Linked DNA regions of Homo sapiens: region 2 is linked to region 1. A link is an interaction called in ENCODE POLR2A ChIA-PET data of the cell type or tissue named here. Cell type or tissue: K562. All regions are shown on one strand. Links, peaks and the distances in the headings refer to the core of each region. The heading gives the core; the rest is flanking DNA. Region 1 has its middle 33 kb from the start of YWHAH. Region 2 overlaps PRR14L (proline rich 14 like).

What was found. ChIA-PET counts read pairs that join two places held together with the same protein. Peaks named below come from ENCODE experiments on the same cell type or tissue, not always from the same donor. Only the 100,000 strongest peaks of a DNase experiment are listed, where the experiment ranks them.
Region 2: POLR2A ChIA-PET joins it to region 1 with 5 read pairs; 4 of 35 experiments call an interaction of 5 or more read pairs at or near these places.

Annotation. Positions count from the first base shown.
Region 1 is chr22:31,910,497-31,913,404 of GRCh38, reverse strand. No RefSeq gene overlaps it. Among named protein-coding and RNA genes, the nearest start is that of YWHAH, 33 kb to the left of the region's middle. RefSeq lists an enhancer at 737-1,236. In K562, for the core only: no CTCF peak of the experiment used is centred there; a DNase peak (open chromatin) is centred at 1,444.
Region 2 is chr22:31,735,606-31,738,513 of GRCh38, reverse strand. PRR14L (proline rich 14 like) reads left to right here. Exons shown (of 9, transcript NM_173566.3): 2 at 1-127. Among named protein-coding and RNA genes, the nearest start is that of PRR14L, 13 kb to the left of the region's middle. In K562, for the core only: no CTCF peak of the experiment used is centred there; no DNase peak of the experiment used is centred there.

The DNA of each region.
Region 1 (2,908 bases), core at 94-2,593:
TGTTAGCCAGGATGGTCTCGATCGGCAGGAGGATCTCTTGAGGCCAGAATTTTGAGACTACTTGGGCAACATAGCAAGAATCCCGTCTCTATAATATTTTTTTTTTAGACGGAGTTTCGCTCTTTTCGCCCAGGCTGGAGTGCAATGGCATGATCTCGGCTCACTGCAACCTCCGCCTCCCTGGTTCAAGTGATTCTCCTGTCGCAGCCTCCCAAATAGCTGGGATTACAGGTGCCTGCCACCATGCCAGGCTAATTTTTGTATTTTTAGTAGAGACGGGGTTTCACCATGTTGGCCAGGATGGTCTCGATCTCTTGACCTCATGATCCACTCACCTCGGCCTCCCAAAGTGCTGGGATTACAGGCGTGAGCCACTGCGCCAGGCCTTTTTTTTTTTTTTTTTTTTTTTTTTTTAATTAGCTGGGCGTGGTGGTGCACGCCTGTAGTCCCAGCTACTCAGGGGGGCTGAGCTGAGAGGATTGCTTGAGACTGAGTTCAGGGTGGCAGTGAGCTGTGATAGTGCCACTGCACTCCAGCCTGAACAACAGAGGGAGACCCTGTATCTCTGAGAGAAAAAAAAAAAAGAGCACAGAGAAGAGGCAAGAAATTGCGTTCCAGTGGCAACTGTGGGACTGAAACAGACTGGAATTCCCCCCTCAGCACTCATCCATCCTGTTGGTTGAGAAAGGAAAAAGTCTATATATAATCTTATGGTCCCCAATGTTTCTCCCAGATGAGTTCAGATGAAAATTCTGGGGCTCAGGGAGAAAAGACTTTTCCAGAGATTGCATAGCAATTCCCCATCTCCCCTCATCCCCATGGGAAAAGAGATTTTCTTGTTGGAAGGACTATGTGCTGATTCACTGAGGAAACAGGAATCTTGCTGCAGCCAGAGAAGCAGATGGAGGTCAAATCTGAAGGCTGGTAGGACTCAGTACTCGGCACCAGCTTTTGCTACATGCAAATGCTACATCCCAGGCATTTCAGGCCAGGTTTAGGGCAAGTGTGTGGCACAGTCTGAAGGCCAGGAGCTGCCTGAAGCACTTGCAGGCTGAAGCCACAGCTGCAGACCAGAAGAGAGGGCACACACAGTGCCTTCCAGATAGAAGCCTGGCAGGGAGGAAAGGCCACTGGTCCTGCCTCAAAGTCACTGAGTCACTGCCCATTCCCTACCAGAGAACCTGTATATGAGGCCATGTCTACATGTTACACTGCATCTGTACCCATGCAGAGATTCACCATACACGTAAGGCAGTCAGTTGAAAGGAACGAAGGGGTCCCCAGGCAGGAACCCAGGATGGAGCAGTGGGTGGCATCTCATTGATACAGCACCACAAAAAGGTGAAGAGGGCAGCACAGTTGGTGGTGACTGGGCTGATTCCCATGAACCTGATTCCCAGTCCAGCTGTTTGTTAGCGTATGGGCGTGGACCCTACTTCCTGGGGCCTTCCACCCCTCAGCTGGTATGTTGATAAGATTATACAATGAGTCAGGTGCAGTGTCCCATGCCTGCAATCCCAGCACTTTGAGAGGCCGAGGTGGGTGGATCATTTGAGGTCAGAAGTCCGAGATCAGACTGACCAATATGGTGAAACCCTGTCTCTACTAAAATTACAAAAATTAGCTGGATGTGGTGGCATGCCCTTGTAGTCCCAGCTACTGGGGAGGCTGAGGCAGGAGAATTGCTTGAACTTGGGAGGCAGAGGTTGCAGTGAACCAAGATTCTGCCACTGCATTCCAGCCTGGGCAACAGAGCAAGATCTCGTCTCAACAACAACAACAAAGATCATGCAATGAAAAGGTGTATGACACATTGCCCAGGACACAGGAAGCACTCAATGGAGTGACCATTGTTATTCTGTGTTTTTCTGAACTTTTCTGGGTAACTGAAGAGGCCTGTAAAATGGCTTCTATTCAGCATTCCCTCCCAGTATTCGCTATCTGCTTCAGCAAGGCCTCACAGATTTGCGCAGTGTCTCTGGCATACATCATGTATCCCTTCCTTTTTTTTTTTTGAGACAGGGTCTCCCTGTCGCCCAGGCTGGAGTGCAGTGATGCGATCTCGGCTCACTGCAACCTCTGCCTCCCAGGTTCAAGTGATTCTCCCGCCTCAGCCTCCTGAGTAGCTCAGATTACAGGCGCCCGCCACCATGCCTGGCTAGTTTTTGAATTTTTTTTTTTTTTTTGAGACAGAGTCTTGTTCCATCGCCCAGGCTGGAGTGCAGTGGTGTGATCTCAGCTCACTGCAACCTCTGCCTCCCGAGTTCAAGCAATTCTCCTGCCTCAGCCGCCCGAGTAGCTGGGACTACAGGCACGCACCACCACGCCCAGCTAATTTTTGTATTTTTAGTAGAGATGGGGTTTCACCATGTCGGCCAGGATGGTCTCGATCTCTTGACCTCTTGATCCACCCGCCCTGGCCTCCCAAAGTGTTGGAATTACAGGTGTGAGCCACTGCGCCCAGCCCTAACTTTTGTATTTTTAGTAGAGACAGGGTTTTACCATGTTGGCTAGGCTGGTCTCGAACTCCTGACCTCAGGTGATCCACCCACCTTGGCCTCCCAAAGTGCTGGAATTACAGGCGTAAGCCACCGTGGCCGGCCCTAACTTTTGTATTTTTAGTAGAGATGGGGTTTCACCATGTTCGCCAGGCTGGTCTCAAACTCCTGACTTCAGATGATCTTGGCCTTCCAAAGTGCTGGGATTACAGTCGTGAGCCACCGCACCTGGCCTGTATAATCTGGTGATAGGCTTCTGATCGGCATGCACATGTCCTCCATGTCTGACCAAACCCACAGATTCCCTGTGGGCTGAGCTTTGTACCTACAAAAAGGTGGATGAGTCTAAGAGACAGGATGAATGGATGGGAGGACTGGAGGATGATGGAGGAGGAAGGCACTGGGTTTGA
Region 2 (2,908 bases), core at 106-2,605, 170 kb after region 1:
CATGGAGCCAAAGGTCTTCAGAGATCCAGGGGGCCAGGCAGGAATTATAAGAGAACCCTCTGAGGGAGCAAAGGAAGATCCACATCAACATTCCACAGCTGCTGAAGAAAAGACTAGCCCGAGTCAGGTAAGAAATGAAATCTCCATTCCGAAGAGTTGAGTGTGAATGACAGCTTTCTCTGGATAAAATACAGATGCTGACGGTTGGCTCATGATTTATTCTTGAAACATTTCCGAAATGTCGATTTTGAAGTTAACTTTGTTTTGATGATCTTTTAAAACATTTATGTCACATCAGACACTTGAAGAGAGGAAGTGCTTAGTAAAAAAGTGTCAGTTCTCTGAAGCAGCGACTGTATATGAAATGTTGAGTCTGTGAAAATCATGGTATTTCAGCATTTGATGTTAAGAAATGATATAGATATACTCAGTCCTTATGTTTTGGTAGGTTGGAGTGAGGTATCACAGAGAAACCTTTGAAGGGAGGCTTTTTTTTTTTTTAAGAAGGTCTCATTCTGTCACCCAGGCTGGAGTGCAGTGGCACGACCTTGGCTCACTGCAACCTCTGCCTTCTGGGTTCAAGTGATTCTCTTGCCTTAGCCTCCCAAATTAGCTGTGATTATGGTATAAGCCACCATACCCAACTAATTTTTTTGTGTTTTTAGTAGAGACGGGGTTTCGTCATGTTGGCCAGGCTGGTCTCGAACTCCTGACTTCAAGTAATCCACCCACCTCAGCCTCCTAAAGTGGTGGGATTACAGGCATGAGCCACCATGACCAGCCGATGTGTGCTTGAAATTATACCCAGAGAGGTTGGTTAGTTGAGACTAATAGTGAGCTATGATAGTGTGATGGTCTCAAATTCTTTTTTCTTCTTTTTTTTTTTTTAATAGAGGCAGGGTCTTAGTATATTACCTAGGCTGCTCTCAAATTCCTGGGCTCAAGCAATCTTCCCACCTCGGCTTCTGAAAGTGTTGGGATTACAGGTGTGAGCCACTGAGCTGGGCCCTCCAAATTCTTTTTTCTTTTTTTTGAGACAGAGTCTTGCTCTGTCACCCAGGCTGAAGTGCAGTGGTTTGATCTCGGCTCACTGCAACCTCTGCCTCCCAGGTTCAAGCGATTCTCCTGCCTCAGCTTCCTGAGTAGCTAGGATTATAGGCACCTACCATTACGCCCGGCTAATTTTTGTAGTTTTAGTAGAGATAGGGCTTCACCATGTTGACCAGGCTGGTCTAGAACCCCTGACCTCAGGTGATCCGACCGTCTTGGCCTCCCAAAATGTTGGGATTATAGGCGTGAGCCACCGTACCCTGCTGGGCCCTCCAAATTCTTAAAGGAATGTACCTGTCCAGCGGACTCTCTCCACAGGGTGGTTTTCTAACCCAGGGGTCAGCAAATTTTTTCTATCAGGGGCCACGTAGTAAATCTTTTAGGCTTTGCAGGTCATATGGTCTCCTTTTTTTTTTTTTTTTTTTTTTTTTTGAGTCTCTCACTGTCTCCCAGGCTGGAGTGCAGTGGTGTGATCTTGCCTCACTGCAACCTTCGCCTCCTGGGATCGAGCAATTCGCCTGCCTCAGCCTCCTGAATAGCTGGGATTACAGGCGCTGGCCACCACGCCCGGCTAATTTATTGTATTTTTAGTAGAGACGGGGTTTCACTGTGTTGACCAGGCTGGGTTCAAACTCCTGACCTTGTGACCCACCTGCCTCAGCCTCCCAACGTGTTGGGATTACAGGCAGGAGCCACCATGCCTGGCCTCATATGGTCTCTTTTGGAACAACTCAGCTTTGCCATTGTAGCATAAAGTGGGCAGAGGCAATACATAAATGAATGAATGTGGCTGTATTCCAATAAAACTTTATTAGCACAGGCTGCTGGCCTGAGGGCTGTGGTTTGCCAACCCCTGCTCTAGACCCACCATCAGGTTCATATGTTCTTTGGGCTGCCTAGGCTAGGCTCCCATCCCGCTCTTGATACATATATCTTTTCTTTACACAGGATAAAGGGCAGTTAATTGTTGTTAGTGGGCTTCATACAGTGACTATGATTAGGAATGAATGAAGCATTAAGTAACATTTGAACATGATATTTGAGTTTACACTGTGATGCCTTTTTTTTTTTTTTTTTGAGACAGAGTTTCGCTCTTATTGCCCAGGCTGGAGTGCAATGGTGCGATCTCAGCTCACTGCAACCTCCACCTCCTGGGTTCAAGCAATTCTCCTGCTTCAGCCTCCCGAGTAGCTGGGATTACAGGCATGTGCCTCCACACCCGGCTAATTTTTTTTTTTTTTTTTTGAGATGGAGTCTCGTTCTATTGCCCAGGCTGGAGTGCAGTGGCGCAATCTCAGCTCACTGCAAGCTCCGCCTCCCAGGTTCACGCCATTCTCCTGCCTCAGCCTCCTGAGTAGCTGGGACTACAGGCATGCACCACCACACTTGGCTAATTTTTTTTTTTTTTTTTGAGATGGAGTCTTGCTCTGTTGCCCAGGCTGGAGTGCAGTGGCACAATCTCAGCTCACTGCAAGCTCCGCCTTCCGGGTTCACGCCATTCTCCTGCCTCAGCCTCCTGAGTAGCTGGGACTACAGGTGCCTGCCACCATGCCCGGCTAATTTTTTGGTATTTTTTAAATAGAGACAGGGTTTCACCATGTTGGTCAGGCTGGTCTCGAACTCCCGACCTCAGGTGATCCGCCCACCTCAGCTTCCCAAAGTGCTGGGATTACAGGGTGAGCCACTGCGCCCGGCCAATGCCCTATCTTTTAAAAATACAGTTAAATAGGTAAAAGGCTAAGGATCCCAGAGTTCCTATTGTGTTACTTCTTGATGTGGTGGGCTGAGTCTAACAAGAAAAGTTTCTTTTTTTTTTTTTTTCCAATTTAGGGACCTGCCACTTCAGGAGAGAAAAGTT